2 separate regions of the Homo sapiens genome follow, and region 2 is linked to region 1. A link is a loop called in an ENCODE intact Hi-C map of the cell type or tissue named here. Cell type or tissue: B cell. All regions are shown on one strand. Each heading gives the region's core, and the rest is flanking DNA. Links, peaks and the distances in the headings are about the cores only. Region 1 has its middle 84 kb from the start of GPR6. Region 2 has its middle 130 kb from the start of GPR6.

Evidence for each region. Peaks named below come from ENCODE experiments on the same cell type or tissue, not always from the same donor. Only the 100,000 strongest peaks of a DNase experiment are listed, where the experiment ranks them.
Region 2: it touches region 1 in a loop (2.1-fold over the local background); 1 of 110 quality-filtered maps calls a loop at or near these places.

What each region holds. Positions count from the first base shown.
Region 1 is chr6:109,889,582-109,898,492 of GRCh38, reverse strand. No RefSeq gene overlaps it. Among named protein-coding and RNA genes, the nearest start is that of GPR6, 84 kb to the left of the region's middle. RefSeq lists an enhancer at 4,718-5,332. In B cell, for the core only: no CTCF peak of the experiment used is centred there; a DNase peak (open chromatin) is centred at 4,012; H3K4me3 peaks cover 632 bases; H3K27ac peaks cover 2,644 bases.
Region 2 is chr6:109,841,058-109,849,968 of GRCh38, reverse strand. No RefSeq gene overlaps it. Among named protein-coding and RNA genes, the nearest start is that of GPR6, 130 kb to the left of the region's middle. In B cell, for the core only: no CTCF peak of the experiment used is centred there; no DNase peak of the experiment used is centred there.

The sequences.
Region 1 (8,911 bases), core at 1,937-5,936:
GAAGTTGTGTGGAATCCCCAGAGAGGTCGGGTTGTGTGGGCAATATGCACCTTGCTAGGAAAGAGGGTCATCAGGGCACTAAAAATCCTTTTCTCAAGGTAATGTCCTGGGATGCCCAGTCCCCCAGCCGTGCTGGGTTGAGTTATCTAGGTGAACTGCAGGATTTTGGAGAAAGAAAAGGTATTTTCCATGTAATTACTGTAACAGAAATGCGGGAGTCACCCTCGGTGCCAATCTCTCATTCAACTCGTCACCAAATCTTATGTATTGATTCCACCTTTTAGCTATAATCCAAATGTGTCCCCTCCCCTCTATGTCCTCTGCCAAGGTCCTCACTTCCTTGCCCACATTTCTGTGTCACCTCATCACCTGTCACCTGGTCTTCAGTGGCATCCCTCTGACCTATTCTTCCCACCCAGCCAGGTGCACAGTGAGTGAAGCTTGGTGCCTTGGTAGGGTGGCAGAGAGTGCCACCATGCCTGCTCCTACCTCTGCTGGAAATATCTCCCACCACCTCCTACCATTTCCTGCTGCCCTCTCTCCAACCCTCAATCCACACAGCCTTTGCTCCAACAATTTTGCACTATTTTTGAAGCCACCTTTGCAAAAATTATATCAGTGAAAAAATTATGACAGTGATCTGAGCTAACCCACCCCCATCTTGCCTTTCCCGGAAGGCCCCAGATGGGAAAGAACAATGAACAACTGTTCTAAGAGACGGCTGATCACAAACTACCCAAGGGTGTGACTACCTCAGTGGGCACAATGAATGGCTTCCTTCCTCAGGCACAAGAACCCTGCATGGAATCCCCTCCAGCACAACCCTAGAAAACTTCCCTCCAGCCCCACCTCTTTGCAGACAGCCCCTTTTCTGCTGTGCTGCCTGTTGTAACCTTTGAATGTATTTTCATACTTTCTCTAATAAATCTGCCTTTCTTTGCCTAGACTGCCACCCCCTCTTCCTGGTTCATGTTGGGAACAATTTGGAAAATAAAAGAATTAAGAAATTAAAGAAGTCACAGATAAAGGGAAAAATATGAATGGCTGAGTGAGGCTAAGCTGGAGGGTGTGGTTCAGGTCTGTCAGCCAGCAAGCTGGGGACAGCTCTGGGCAGAGCAAGCTACCTCCACCTGCCCAACTCACCCTGCAAGAGCTCCAACACCCAATGAGACAAAGCTCTCCACCTCCCCAGAGACCAGGAGGTATAGGGGCTAGGTTTGTGCTGAAGGAAATCCCTCCTGCGGGCTCCCTCTAACACGCCCCAGGCTGCAGCCTGCCCCTGTACCTTGTCTCAGCCTTCCCTCCCTGAAAAGCCAGGAAGTGAGCCCTCATCAGAAGCAGACCATGTGGGCCACCCTGATCTCAGGCTTCAAGCCTCCAGAACTGTGAGAAAATAAACTTTTCTTGCTTAACCCTCCCAGTCTATGATCCTTTGTTGTGCCAGCCTGAACAGACTGAGACATTGAGCATGTTCCATGTAAAGTTAATCACATCTTCCTTAGGTCTGTCTCCTTAGATGAAACTTAAAATTTGTCTCCCAAATCAGACATTTATGTAATTTTGAAAGCCAAGTTATACCGAAAGCCTTATAATGAAAATAGTAGTCTACAGCTCTTTTCCTAACTCCTGTCTTCAGCCCAGCTCTCTGGGGAAAAAAGCACTCTCCACTTTCTATTGTTTTTTTTTGATTAGGCAGACCACTCGGTGCTTCCAAGTAATGTTTACACCATGAATACCGGTGTCAAAAGAAAAATCTTGACCAAATTAAGTTTAACAGAGTTTAATTGAGCAAAGAATGATTCACAAATCAGGCAGCCTCTCAGGCCAGAGTAGGCTCAGAGACTCCAGTGCAGCCACATGTTGGAAGATTTGTGGAGAGTAAAAGCAAAGTGATATACAGGAAATGGAAATGAGGTACAGAAACAGCAAGATTGGTTACAGCTCAGTGTTTGCCTTATTTGGACCTGGTTTGAACACTTGGCCACCTTTGATTGGCCAAAACTCAGTGATTGGCACAAGATTTGGCTACTGAGGACTAAGTTCTGATTTTTTCATCTTGCCCAAATTCCTATCTAAAAGGTCTGGGGAGTCATGCCCTACAAACGGTAACTTCTCATTGGATGGGTTTTACTTAACCCTCTATACTGTGACTTACTTTCCATCCTGACTCTGGTGTAATATTACAAGACAATGAAAAAAAGAAAAATCGAAATATTTTATCCCAAAACATGTTTCTTTGCCATATCTTGAAATGGCCCTTCAAAGCTGTCCTTTGTGGGGGAAAATCTCCATCTGTAGAGAATCTATTAACATAGCTAGATCTTTTCCTTCCAGGCCCTCCCAATCCTAAAGAGATTAACTAAAAGTCTCGCATCTTTTAAAGATTTGAATAGGAAACATTTGTCATCTATTGTCTCTAAGGGAAGCCACTATAAGATTTCAAAGGGACCTTGTTCTCCAAAATATTTTATCTTAACCTGAACATTTCCTTTCTATCAATCCCAGGTCTTACACAAAATCAACCAATTGTCAACCAGAAAATGTTTAAATTTACCTATAGCCTGGAAGCCGCCCCCCAACCTTAGAGTTGTCCCACCTTTCTGGACCAAAGCAATGTATTTCTTAAATGTATTTGATTGATGTCTCATGCCTCCCTAACATGTATAAAACCAAGCAGCACCCCGACCATCTTGGGCACATGTTCTCAGGACCTCCTGAGGGCTGTATCATGGGCCATGGTCACTCATATTTGGCTCAGAATAAATCTCTTCAAATATTTTACAGAGTTTGGCTCTTTTCATTGACACTACAGTCTGTATACAACTCTATTTGGGTTATAGTTCATGGTGTAGAGAGGAACATTTAGGCTGAACTTAAAATATGTAAGGAGGCAGCTATCAGCTAAACTTGATTGAACAATTTCCTACTTTGGGTCATCCTCTCAATTTTGACAGATTGGCCAAAACTTTAGTCATTGATGTCACTATTACCATTGTCTGTACTTACTTGGTTTTGAGACCCACTGGGAAATAGCCGAACAGTGGGGTTTGTAAGGTGGGAATAAGAACTTTAGGGTTTTTTTTGTTTTTTTTTTTGTTGTTGTTGTTGTTGTTGTTGTAAGGTTTAGAGTAGAGGGTATCTCCTTATGCTGGAATGTGCTATATACAGAGGAAAAAACAAAAGCTAATCTGTTCTAGGATCGATGTGTTTCCTTAAAGTTTTAGTTTGGTTATGTCACATTTAGTATGAGAGACTCCATTTTGGTTTGGTCTGGTCTGTTGCAGCCTAGTGCATAAGCTCAGTCCAAAACAATGGCCTTTCCACAATTTTGTTTAAAAATTCTCTCGTTTTGGTCAGGTTCTCACTTAGGTAAGAGTGTGACTGAAAATTAGGGCCTTAGCACTACTCTCAGTTACCATGATTTTGGGTTTCTGGTCTCAGCACATAATTCATAGGTTACAGTGCCCTTATGGTCACACATTTTTTCAGCTCTTGCCATTCAACTTGAAGACAGTGGAATGACATTCTAGAGATGGCTGCATGCAAACATTTAAAACTGTTGAGAGAATACAGCACACCAGACAGACTACTATTATAACTATTATAACTATCAGAAGGATATTACCAAGAGTTTGGAGTATCCTCCTTAGCCAGGGTCCCCATGAACCAAACCAACTAAAATCAAATAGGTCAAAGAATAAGCTAGATAAAGAATCTACTCACTTTAACTAAGCAGTCTCTTTGTTAATCCCCTACAACTGAATCTCTGTAATACCCAGTGTGATGTATTTCTCTATGAGCAATAAGAAGTGATAGCAGCTGCACAAATGAAGCAGAAGATACAAAAAAACAAAACACAAGTTTTTCTTTTTCGGCCTCCCCCTTCAGATTCTTCTCCCTTACCATTGTTCCTTGTTCTGTTCTTATAATTATTTTTGCAAGTTTTGTAAGTTCCTGTTTTTCCCCTTCTGTGCAGCATTGTAAGGTCACAAGATATGCTTGAGTTACAAAACCTGTCACTGTTCAACAACTGCCTTTGTTCTGCTTCTGAAAGCTTGTTTGCCCACACTACAGGTTTTGTGCCATCAAACCGGCCAACCTCCCTTCAGATGCATGTATAAAAGTCAAGCCCTGTCTTTGTTCGGGCTCAGCCTTCGGATGTTAATCTCCTGGGCCGGTGCGCTCCTAATAAAATCCTCCTGTCCCACCCATTGGTCTCTCCTGTCCCTTGATTCATGTAACATTTCTGGGGGCTCATCCAGGATTGGAGATGACAGGTTTTCTGTCTCCTTTGCCTGTGGGTCTGGGGACCCAAGCCAGGGGGAGACACATGACCTCAGGTGTGCCAAGGGGGGAACTTAAACCCAGGTGAGAGATGGGCTCTCCTGTGACCCAGTGCCCCTCCCCGTCAGTGCAACAGAACCTAAGGGGCTACTGGATGATTCCAGGAACAGCATGCTACAGGACTGCAGTAAGGTTTGGGGCTCGAGGCAGGACCTGTCCCATAAGGATGGAAGGGGAGTCTGATCAACTCCCGGGATGTACCTAGTAGTCCAACCCAGGACATGAGAGTGGCTCGCTAAGTTGGTTGAAACCTACACCCCAACCTGAGAAGAAGAACTGGGAGTGGGAGAGTGTGTGAATGCGTGTGAATGAGTGGAGTGGAGCATGTGGGACTGCAAGTCTCCTAGTGTGAGACCATATGTCCCGAGCAAGTGTGGGACTGACTGGGACTAGTGGTGAACTGCATACAGCTTATGGAGGCTCCCCACAATTTAGTGATTGTGGGGTCCAGGTTTGGGGTTTATACAAACCCTCCAATGCTAAATGGCATCTGAAATACTCCCATGAGGGAGGTGGTCTAATTGGTCTGAAGTGAAAGCAAAAGAGAGTGAGTTGCACCATAACCGGGAGGAAATGGGAGGGAAGCCGTCAAAACTCACCCCATTAGAATGTATGTTAAAGAACTTTAAGAAAGGTTATACAGGGGATTATGGGATCATGTTGACCCCCAAGAAGTTAAGAACCCTTTGTGAAATAGAATGGCCCTCTTTTCATGTCAGATGGCCAGCCGAAGGAACAATAGATGGGGGAACAATTGGCTGTATACATTGGGTGGTGACTGGGGTCAGAGGACAGCCAGGGCATCCAGACCAATTTCCTTATATTAATACATGGCTGAATATAGTCCAAACCTGACCTGCATGACTACAGCCCTGCCTGGCGGCTAGTTACAAAATGCTTGTGGCTTGAGCCAAACCTAAAATGAAAGAAAAATCAGCTTCACCAGAAGCTACGGGGACAAAGGGAAAGCCACAGGAAAGACAGGAAAAACTGGTTTTGCAGGAACCACTGGAGGAAATAGAAATCCCTCCTCCCTATACCCCAATCTACCCCACTTTACCAAGGCTGGCCCCTTAGGAGTCAGGTTCAGATAATGATGAGCCCCAGGCTTCACCCGAAAAGGAAAAATCAGAACCACTGCCCCAGGAGGTCAAGGAGGAAATTCAGGCTGATCAAGCAAGCTGCCTCCAGTCTGGCCGCACCTGGGCTTTGCAGATGCCTCTCTGGGAAACTTGGGGCCCCTCTATTATGATTAATATGGCCATATCCAAGGGGGGCAATGGACCTTCATCTACCAGCCTTTTTCAACCACTGATCTCCTAAACTGGAAACACCATACTCCCTCACACACAAAGAAGCCCCAGGCCTTCATAGATCTAATGCAGTCCATTTTTCAGACACATAATCCAACTTGGCCAGATTGCAAACAGCTCCTCCTGACGCTGTTTAACAACGAAGAGCGCCAAAGGGTGACCCAAGCAGCCCTCTGCTGGCTAGAAAACAATGCACCAGAAGGCACACTTAATGTCCAGGCATACGCTCAGGGCCAATTCCCAGAAGCAGACCCACACTGGGACCCAAATGTTGCAACCCAATTATAGCACCAGCAGAGGTACCGAGAGGCACTCTTGCAAGGACTAAGGGAGGGCAGAAAGAAGGCAGTCAATATGGGGAAAATCTCGGAAGTGCTTCAGGGAACTGATGAAAGCCCTAGCCAGTTTTATGAGAGACTCTGTGAGGTGTTCCAGCTCTACACTCCGTTTGATCCTGAGGCTACTGAGAATCAGTGCATGGTGAATGCAGCATTTGCAGGACAAACCCAGGGGGACATCAGGCAGAAACTACAAAAGCTAGAAAGTTTCACAGGCATGAATGCCACCCAACTTTTGGAAGTGGTCACCAAGGTGTATGTTAACTGTGACGAGGAGGCAAAAAGGGAAGCAGATCAGAGACTCAGGAAGAAAGCTGATCTGCTAGCAGCAGCACTCATGGAAAGAGGAACAAGTATCACCAGAGGACGTGGATGCGGACACAGATGAGGAAGGGACCAAACTGGGCAAAGACCCGAAAATTGGCCAAGACTGGATAGGGACCAATGTACATGATGTAAGAAGAAGGGACACTGGAAGAATAAATGTCTGAGGATGACAAGGGAAATGACAGAGGCTATAAAACTAGAAGACTGCCAGCCAAGGGCTACTGTACCCCAAAGGAGCCAGACGCCAACCTTATCGGGCTGGCAGGGACTGAAGGGTATGAAGACTAGGCAAGACCGGGCTCCATCTCCTTAGGCCCCCAGGAGCCCATGGTCATATTGGAAGTAGAGGGCCAACTGATGGACTTTAAGGTAGACACCAGGGCTGAACACTCGGTAGTGACACAGCCCATAGGGCCACTATCCATACATCGTGCAACTATTGTTGGAGCTTCAGGGGTCCCAGAGAAGAGGCCATTTTGCCGGCCTAGGAGTTGTGTCATGGGGGAAGAGAAGTCCAACATGAATTCCTGTAACTCCCAAATTGCCCAGTTCCCTTGCTGGGAAGAGACCTGTTCCAAAAACTGCAAGCACAGATTGCTTTTGGGCCACAAGGGGATATGACTCTAAATCTGACTTACCCAAGGGCCATGGTGTTAACTCTTACCATCCCTCAGGCTGAAGAATGGAGACTGTACATCAAGGAGTTACCAGAACTGGGACTGGATGAACTGTATGGGCTGCTTTGTAAGATTCCTGGAGTATAGGCCTAGGACAACCCACCTGGGCTAGCTGTAAACCAGGCACTGGTGATAGTAGAGCTAAAATCAGGAGCAACACTGGTCAGGTTCATCAATACCCACTACCCCAAGAAGCCATACAGGGCATTCAAGAACATTTCAAGTGGCTCTTGGAACATGGAATCTTAGCCTGATGCCAGTCATCCTGGAACACTCCACTTTTGCTGGTACAAAAACCAGAGAGTAATCAATACAGACCAGTGCAGGACTTGCATGCTGTAACCAGTGCAGGTTACAGACCAGTGCAGGACTGAATGAATGAATGCAGACTGGTGCAGGACTTGCAGTCTACTGTAACCATCCACCCAATGGTACCAAACCCGTACACATTGATGGGACTCATTCCGGCTAGTGCAGCCTGGTTTACTTGTCTGGACTTAAAAGATGCTTTCTTCTGCCTTCACCTGCCACCAATTAGTCAGCCCATTTTTGCATTTCAATGGGAGGATCCAGTCACAGGCACAAAGGAACAGCTCACCTGGACTAGACTCCCACAAGGATAAAAAAACTCTCCCACAATCTTTGCAGAGGCATTGGCTGCCGACCTCAAGGCCTACACCCCACCAGATGACAACTGCACCTTGCTACAATATGTGGATGACCTCCTTTTGATGGCCCCAACCCGGAAGGACTGCTACTGGGGAACCCAAGGCCTCCCCCACCTCCTATAGAAGGCCAGATATAAGGTGTCCAAGAGAAAAGCTCAAATTTGCCAACAGAAGGTCAAATATTTGGGCTTCATAGTGACCCAAGGGGAACACCAGCTAGGCATTGAATGAAAACAGGCTGTTTGAACACTCCCAATTCCAACTACCCGGCACCAGATAAGAGAGTTCTTGGTGGTGGCAGGGTTCTGCCATATCTGGATCCCAAATTTCTCACTTATGGCCAAGCCCTTATATGAAGACACAAAGGGTGGGGAAAGGGAGCCCGTCCTCTGGGAGGCTGATCAGTAAAGGGCATTTAAACAAATCAAAGAAGCCATAACTTAGGCCCCAGCCTTAGGACTGCCGGATATAACTAAGCCTTTCTTTCTATATGTCCATGAATGAAAGGGAATGGCTATAGGAGTCCTGACTTAAGTCATAGAATCATTGCATCGCCCGATGACATATTCATCCAAACAACAGGACTCCGTGGTGCTAGGGTAGCTTCCTTGCCTTAGGGCACTAGCTGCCACCACCATACTGACACAGGAAGCTGACAAATTGACTTTAGGGCAAAACTGACTATTTGGGTACTGCATTCGATTATAACTTTAATGGATCAGAGAGGGCACCATTGGTTATTGAATCCAAGGATGACTCAGTACCAGGGGCTCCTATGTGAAAATCCCCACATAACTTTAGAAACAGTAAACACCCTTAACCCGGCCAACTTGCTCCCAGTCGAACCGGGAGCCCCACTTCATAACTGTGTGGAAATAGTAGATGAAGTATTCTTGAGCTGGGGAGATCTCATGGACCACCCCCTTAGAGTCCCAGATGTTGAATACTTCACAGATGGAAGCAGTTTTATACTGGAAGGGGTCCACTGGGCTGAGTATGTGGTGGTAACATTGGACTTAGTGGTGGAGGCTCAGCCTCTGCCCACCAGAACATCAGCCCAGAAGGCAGAACTAATATCCCTGACGAGGGCCTGTTTGCTGGCGAGGGGCAAAAGGGTCAATGTTTATACTGATTCTAAATATGCCTTTTCCACATTGCATGTTCATGGAGCTATATATAAGGAGAGAGAACTCTTAACTGCTGGGGGTAAAGAAATAAAGTATAAGGAGGAAATTCTACAACTC
Region 2 (8,911 bases), core at 3,111-7,110, 50 kb after region 1:
TTGATGATAGAATGCTGCTGTGCATGATCCACTTTATGGCTAGATGGATAAGAAAGTACCCAGCTCATAACAGGCAGTTCAGGTCATATGGTGACTTGATGACCCATAGTCAAACATTCAGTTACCACCAAAGCCCAGTAACTGGCCAAGAACTGTCTCTCAAAAGGAGAGTAGTTATCTGTAGAAGATGGCAGGGCCTTGCTCCAAAATCCTAGAGGCTTCCACTGTGATTCACCTAGGGGGGCCTGCCAAAGGCTCCAAAGAGGATCCCTATCTACCACTGACACCTCAAGCACCATTGGATCTGCTGGGTCATATGGCCCAAGTGGCAGAGTAGCTTGCACAGCAGTCTGGATGTGTTGCTGAGCCTTTTCCTGTTCTGGACCCCACTCAACACTGGCAGCCTTTCAGGTCACTCGATAAATGGGCTGGAATAACAGAGCCAAGTTAGGAATGTGTTGCCTCCAAAATCCAAATAGGCCCACTAGGCTTTAGGCCTCTTTCTTGGTTGTAGGAGGGACCAAATGCAGCAACATATCCTTCACCTTAGAAGGAGTATCTCGACAGGCCCCACACCACTGGACCCCTAGAAATTTTACTGAAGTTGAAGTTCCCTGAATTTTAGTTGGATTTATTTCCCAACCTCTGGCACATAAATGTCTCACCAATAAGACCGGTGTGTTTGCTACTTCATCCCTTCATATCTGTGCCATGCTTGCAGGTAGAGGAATCATCCTGCTAGTTCCAGACCATGGTAGGCTTCCAGAATCTAAGAGGCTGTCCAAGGCCCTGTCTACCATCATGTAGTTATTCTGTCTCTTAGATCTTACCCTAGAGCTCTCGGGAAGTACAGATCCTCTGTTCTGGCATTCTCAAATCCAAGAGTGTTTACCACTTCCCTCAGTCCTGGTGAAAGAATACTGGGCCCTGTTTCAATTATTTCTGCATAACAAATTACTGCAAAATTTAGAGTCTTAAAACAACCACTTGATTATGCTCATGGAATCTATGGGTCAGAAATTTACAAAGAGCACGTGGGGACACCTTTCCTCTCTGCTGTGGTACGTGAGGCCTCAGATAGGCTCAACTTGATGGCTGAAAGCAGGAATCATCTAGAGGCTTCTACACTCACATGTGTGGTTGTTGATGGCAGTTGTTCAGCAGGGACCTCAGCTGGGGCCTGAACACCTCCACGAGGCCCCGCCATGCGACCTGAGCTTCCTCACAGCATGGCTGCCCTGGACTTACAGGTGAGAGTCTCAGCTCCCAAACCAGAGCTGCATGGCCCTTAAGAGCTACTGCTGCCAGAGTCTCCAGATTGCTCAGGACCACAGAAGGGGAAACCGGCCCCACCTCTCTTTGAAAGGTGTCACACTCACATTGCAAGAAGAGTGTGTGAGATGGGAGAGGTTGTTGTGACTCTCTTTAGACAATGGAACCTGGTGTAGCCCCTCTCTCCAGGGACCTCTAAAGGCCATTTTCTATTTATTTATTTATTTTCTAGAGGCAGGGTCTTGCTCCATCACCCAGGCTGGAGTGCAGTAGTACAATCATAGTTCACTGCAGCCTTGAGCTCCTGGGCTCAAGCAATCCTCCCACCTTAGCCTCCCAAGTAGTTGGAACTATAGGCATGCACCACCATACTTGGTTAATTCTTTTTTTTTTTTTTTTTTTGGTAAGACAAGGTCTCACTAAGTTGCCTAAGCTGGTCTTGAACTCCCGGGATCAAGTGATCCTCCACCTTGGCCTCCCATACTGGGATTACAGGCATGAGCCACTGTGCCTGGACCCAAAGGTTATTCTTACTTCACCATCCTCTCTTCCCATTCTTTTCCTAGTGGAGAGTGGGTGTGGCAGGTATGCAAAAGAGAATTCCTCCTTAAAAAAAAAAAGTAAATCCTCCAACATTCTGGAAATGCCGATAGTCCTCTCCTTTCTCCAATATCACTGGTTTATGGAAACCAACATAGAAATGCTTCTTTTATTCCCTTTCCAATGGCATGGTTCCTAAAGCCTGGCCATGATAGGAGAGAGGGAGTGAAAACATAAACTGAAGAGGGAAAAGGTTACTATCCCAATATTCCCCTACCACAAGGAAAATAATAAGTATCTTATAAATGCATTGTGAGAATTAACATGAGAATGTATGCAAAGCCCTGGCGATTGAGTGAGGGTTCGCATCTGCCCCTACTCTCTGTGGAGACAACTCCATGTAGGTGTGGGCTCAGCAGTGGAGGAGCTGGTGCTGAGCTGGGTTAACTTGACGACAGTGAATTAATATGAACTTGGACTTGATGGTGGAGTTGACTTACATAACTTTTTAAAGAGCATTTGGAGAGAGAAATGCTATTTCCTAAGGCCCTTTATGGATCTAAAGTGCCTTTGCCGTTCTGAAAGCCCATTGTACTTAGATGCTTCCCACTGCCCTGAGAGTTACTCTGGCAGCTCCTCATTTCAGACTAGATCATCTTTGTGAGCTGATGGGAAAGCCCGTCTTGGGGGGCATTCAGGGCTAGTGCAGCATGGTGCTTTTTCAAAATCAATGTCTGGGTCTCCAAAGAGGAGATTCTTCAAAGCTCTCCAGCCTGGGAGGTGGCTGCTAAGCACCACACCTGAGGATACTAAATGTGGGAATATAAGCAACCTTGGTTGGCAAGAAATCACTTTTCTCCTCCTCAGTGGGGGCCAACTTGCAAGGCGCTTGGCCACGAGTTGTGTTTGCTCAGGGCTCTTGCCTTGAAAGTCTTTGTGGATAATTTGTTGCCTGCAATGCCAAAGAATTTGTTAGTATCTCCTGTGCCCTTCCTTTAGAAAGTAGGAGTAAAGTCAAACTCATAATGAAAACAATTTTTCAAAATATGGGTAGAGAAATTGCTTTGTCATTTACAGCAAAAGAAAAAGTTTGCCTACATTCTTTCATAAGGTGAACTTTTTACCCTCTCAGAGCAAGGAAGACACACATAATGGGCTCAGACCGAACTGTTTGTTGTTACTGATGTTGGAAACAGAAAATGACACCTTTGCTTCTTTGTGATTTAGAATGTAATGCAGCAATTCTCAATTTTTTGGTGATCACAGCATTCTTTTTAATACCAACATGTTTGGTGAGGCACTGAAAGATGAAAACAATGCAACACCAATCAACAAGCTTTGCAACACAAACCTTACCACAAAATATAATAGCACAGTGATTGTCCCAGTGGCCCCTTCAGCACCATTGACTGTTGGAACAGAATGGTTGCTGCCTGGGCTACCTCTCCTGTACTCTGGGGCCCAGTTGTCCTACGGCCCAGCATGCAGAGTCCTCTCTTTGGAGGGAACTTGACTGTGCTCCACTTCTCCCCTCTTACCCGCAGCCATGGCACTCGCTCCACAGCAAGCTGCTCAGCCAGCCCAGGTCACCTTGTACCTGAAGAGATGGCCCTGCTGTGGGAATACTCAGCTGTAGTCAAATCAGTTCTACATACCAGTGAAGAACTGATAGCACATCCATGAAAGGATTCCCTGTGCACCAGTTGAGAACCTCTAGATAAGGAGTCCACATATAGACTTTAATTTTAAGTGTGATTTCTTCCTAATCAGCAAAGCCCTGCTGATCTAGGTGCCCTCCTGGGTGCTCCCCGGATGCCCCGTGCTTACCACACACTATGACGGTGATGTCTAATTTTATATGTCAACTTGACTGGACCACAGGGTGCCCAGACATTTTCTCAAGCATTACTCTGGGTGTGTCTGTGAGGGTGTTTCTGGATGAGGTTAACATTTGAATCAGTGGACTCAAATTGCTTCCCTAATGTGGATTGTCTCCCTAATGCGGGTGGGCTTCACTCAATCAGTTGAAGGCCTGGATAGAACAAAAAGGCTGACCCTCCTGTGAGTAAGAGAGAATTCTTCCTGTCTAACACCCTTCAAATGGAACATAGACTTTTTTTCCTGCCTTCAATCTTGACCTGAAATCTTGACTCTTCCTGGGTCTCCAGCTTGCTGGCCTTTGGATAAAAATGACACCATCAACTCTCCTGGGTCACCTTCTAACTTGGACTGGAGCTAAACCAAGGCTTTCTTGGGTGTCCAGCTTGCTGGCTCACCCTGCAGATTTTAGGTCTTGCCTGCCCTCATCATATGTGATTATTCCTTATAAAGAATTATGTGTATATAAATAACAGTCATTCCTCAGTATCCATGGGGGATTGGTTCCAGGACCTCCTTCAGATACCAAAATCTGTGGATATTCAGGTCACTTACATAAAATGGCATAATATTTGCATATAACCTATGCACATCTTCCTGTATACTTCATTTTTTTTTTTATTGTTATACTTTAAGTTCTAGGGTACATGTGCACAATGTGCAGGTTTGTTACATATGTATACATATGCCATGTTGGCATGCTGCACCCATTAACTCGTCATTTACATTAGGTATATCTCCTAATGCTATCCCTCCCCCCTCTCCCCACCCCACGACAGGCCCCGGTGTGTGATGCTCCCCTTCCTGTGTCCAAGTGTTCTCGTTGTTCAATTCCCACCTATGAGTGAGAACATGCGGTGTTTGATTTTTTGTCCTTGCAATAGTTTACTGAGAATGATGGTTTCCAGCTTCATCCATGTCCCTACAAAGGACATGAACTCATCCTTTTTTATGGCTTCATAGTATTCCATGGTGTATATGTGCCACATTGTATGTTATTTTATTTACTTTTAATTTTTTAATTTTTTATTTTTTTATTTCAATAGGTTTTTGGGGAACAGGTGGTGTTTGGTTACATGAATAAGTTCTGTAGTGGTGATTTCTGAGATTTTGGTGTACCCCTCACCTGAGTAGTGTACGCTGTACCCAATGTGTAGTTTTTTATCCCTCACCATCCCCTATTCTTTCCCCCGAGTCCCCAGAGTCCAATGTATCATTCTTATGCCTTTGCGTCCTCATAGCTTAGCTCCCACATATGAGTGAGAATATAGAATGTTTGGTTTTCCATTCCTGAGTTACTTCACTTAGACTATAGTCTCCAATTCCATCCAAGTTGCTGTGAATGCCATTATTTCATTTATTTTTATGGCTGAGTAGTATTCCATGGTGTGTGTGTATGTGTGTGTTTATATATATACACATACACATATATATGTATATATACACATACACATATATGTATATATATGAAAATGTGATATATATATATATATCACTGATATTGGAAACAGAAAATGACACCTTTGCTCCTTTGTGATTTAGAATGTAATGCAGCAATTCTCAATTTTTTGGTGATCATAGCATTCTTTTTAATACCAACATGTTTGGTGAGGCACTAAAAGATGAAAACAATGCAACACCAATCAACAAGCTTTGCAACACAAACCTTACCACAAAATATATATATCTATATATAGTGTATATATATATCTATATATATATTGTGTGTGTATATATATATATAAAATATATATTATATATCAGATTTTCTTTATCCACTTGCTGATTGATGGGTATTTGGGCTGGTTCCATATTTTTGCAATTGCAAATTGTGCTGCTGTAAACATTCATGTACAAGTATATTTTTTGTATTATATAATGACTTCTTTTCCTCTGGGTAGATACCTAGTAGTAGGATTGCTGGATCAAATGGTAGATCTTTTAGTTCTTTAATGAATCTCCACACTGTTTTCCATAGTGGTTGTACTAGTTTACATTCCCACCAACAGTGTGTAAATGTTCCCTTTTCACTGCATCCATGCCAACATCTATTTTTTTTTATTTTTAAAGTATGATCATTCTTGCAGGAGTGAGGTGGTATCACATTGTGGGGTGTTTTTTTTTTTTGCTTGTTTTTTTTTTGTTTTTGTTTTTGAGACGAAGTTTCACTCTTGTTGCCCAGGCTGGAGTGCAATGGCGCAACCTTGGCTCACTGTAACCTCTGCCTCCCGGGTTCAAGAGATTCTCCTGCCTCAGCATCCTGAGTAGCTGGGATTACAGGCACCTGCCACCACGCCCAGCTAATTTTTGTATTTTTAGTAGAGACGGGATTTCGCCATGTTGTCCAGGCTGATCTTGAACTCCTGACCTCAGGTGATCCACTGACTCGGCCTCCCAAAGTGTTGGGATTACAGGCATGAGCCACCATGCCCAGTCGCATTGTGGTGTTGTTGTTGTTGTTGTTTTTTGAGACGGAGTCTCGCTCTGTCACCCAGGCTGGAGTGCAGTGGTGCCATCTCTGCTCACTGCAAGCTCCGCCTCCCAGGTTCACGCCATTCTCCTGCCTCAGCCTCCCGAGTAGCTGGGACTATAGGCACCCACCACCACGCCCGGCCAATTTTTTGTATTTTTTTTTTTCAGTAGAGACGGGGTTTCACACATTGTGGTTTTGATTTGCACACAGAATCATGGTAAGTAGTTTGATGCTTTTGGCAGTATGGTCATTTTCACAACATTGTAGATTGCTTTTGTCAGTATGCTCATTTTCACAATATTGATTCTACCCATACAAATGGCCAAAAAGCATATGAAAAAATGCTCAACACCACTAATTATCAGGGAAATGCACTGTGGTTTTGATTTGCGTTTCCCTGATAATTAGTGATGTTGAGCATTTTTCCATATGCTTGTTGGCCATTTGTAAGGGCAGAATCAATACTGTGAAAATGACCATACTGACAAAAGCAATCTACAAATTTAATGCAATTCCCATCAAATTATTACCATCATTCTTCACAGAACTAGAAAAAGCAATCCTAAAATTCATATGGAATCAAAAAAAGAGCCTGCATAGCCAAAGAAAGACTAAGCAGAAAAAAGAAATCTGGAGGCATCATATTACCTGACTTCAAACTATACTATAAGGCCATAGTCACCAAAACAGCGTGTTACTGGTATAAAAATAGGCACATAGACCAATAGAAAAGAATAGAGAACCCAGAAATAAAGCCAAATACTTAAGGCCAATTGATCTTCGACAAAGCTAACAAAAATATAAAGTGGGGAAATGACACTCTACTCAACAAATTGTGCTGGGATAATTGGCAAGCCACATATAGAAGAATGAAACTGGATTCTCATCTCTCACCTTATACAAAAATCTAAGACCTGAAACCATAAAGATTCTAGAAGATAACATTGGAAAAGCCCTTCTAGACATTGGCTTAGGCAAAGACTTCATGACCAAGAACCCTAAAGCAAATGCAACAAAAACAAAGATAAACACATGGGACTTAATTAAACTAAGAAACTTCTGTACAGCAAAAGAAACAATCAGCAGAGTTAACAGATAATCCACAGAGTGGGAGAAAATCTTCACAATCTATATATCCAATGGAGGACTAATAACCAGAATCTACAAAGAACTCAAACAAATCAACAAGAAAAAAACAATCCCATCAAAAAGTGGGCTAAGGACATGAATAGACAATTCTCTTCCTGTATACTTTAAGTCATTTCTATATTACTTATAATATTTAAAACAATGTAAATGCTATATAAACAGTTGTTATAGTGTACCGTTTAGGGAATAATGATGGGAAAATATGCTCATGTTCAGTACGCACGCAATTTTTTTTCTGAATATTTTCAATCCATGGTTGGTCTAACTTATGGATGTGGAATCCATGGATAAAGAGGGCTGATTGTGTGTGTGTGTGTGTGTGTGTGTGTGTGTGTGTGTGTACAGATACTCCTCCACTTACGCTGGGGTTATGTTCTGATAAACCCATCATAAGTTGAAATATTAACTCAAAAACATCATAAGTCAAAACATATTTAATACATCCAACCTACCAAACATCATAGCTTAGCCTAGCCTACCTTAAACATGCTCAAAACACTGCCATTAGCCTAGCATTGAGCAAAACCATCTGGCAATGCAGTACACTGTAGAGTATCCATTGCTTACCCTCATGATAGTGTGGCTGACTGGGAGTTCAGCTCACTGCCGCCGCCCAGAATTGCAAGAGACTATTGGACTACCTACCACTAGCCCAGGAAAAAAAACCAAAATTTAAAATTCAAAGTACAGTTTCTACTTTTACATCATTGTAAAGTCAAAAGTTGTAAGTGGAACTACCACAAGTTTGGGAATGGTGAGTGTGTGTGTGCGTGTGTATATACATGTATATATATATATATATATATATGTATGTATGTATGTATGTATGTATGTATGTATTTCTGTTTCTCTGGAGAATACTGACTAATACAATAATGCTTACCATTATGAAGCTTAAGTGCCCTTTTCTTGCCTGTCTTTTTCACCAGGCTGTAAACTCTTTGAAAAAATGAGCTGTCTTGCTTGCCAGTGTGTTTTCAATCTCTAGCAAAGAGCCTAGTAATAGTAGATATTCAGGTCTAATCCTGTAATTGTCGTACTTTGCCATGTATCAGGGCTGCCTTTTCTTTTTGGTAGCTGGCAGACACATGTGGGGAGACCCAGTCCCTGCCTAACTCTCCAGCCTCTGTAGGCTTGCATCTGGCCTAGCACATAGAAAATACACACACACACACACACACACACACACACACACACACACACACACGAAGTCTATTGAATGAATTAGCTGAAAGCATACTTAAGCCAAGGTGTAAATGGATGCATTCATAATAGTTAAGCAGCCGTCTTCTCACAGACTTGGGGGGCATCAGTTGGAGGAGAATGGGGACCTCTTGAGATGGGAAGAGTGACATAGAAGCCTGGTGGTTGTGTGGTGGAGGATGGGAAGGGTCAGAGCTCAGAGGATGGGGTTGTGGGACCAGCAAGTCAAAGCAAGAGGGAGAGAAGAAATCCAGACAGAAAGCTTTGGGCTCTTAAAGCGCTGGCAGTGTTCATCTCTGGAAGTGTCGAGATTTGTAGCTCACTCCTAAGGCTGAAGAGGGCTCTAGGTTTGTCTAATTCTCAGGCAAGTTGCTTGTTAGTGATGCTTCCACCAGC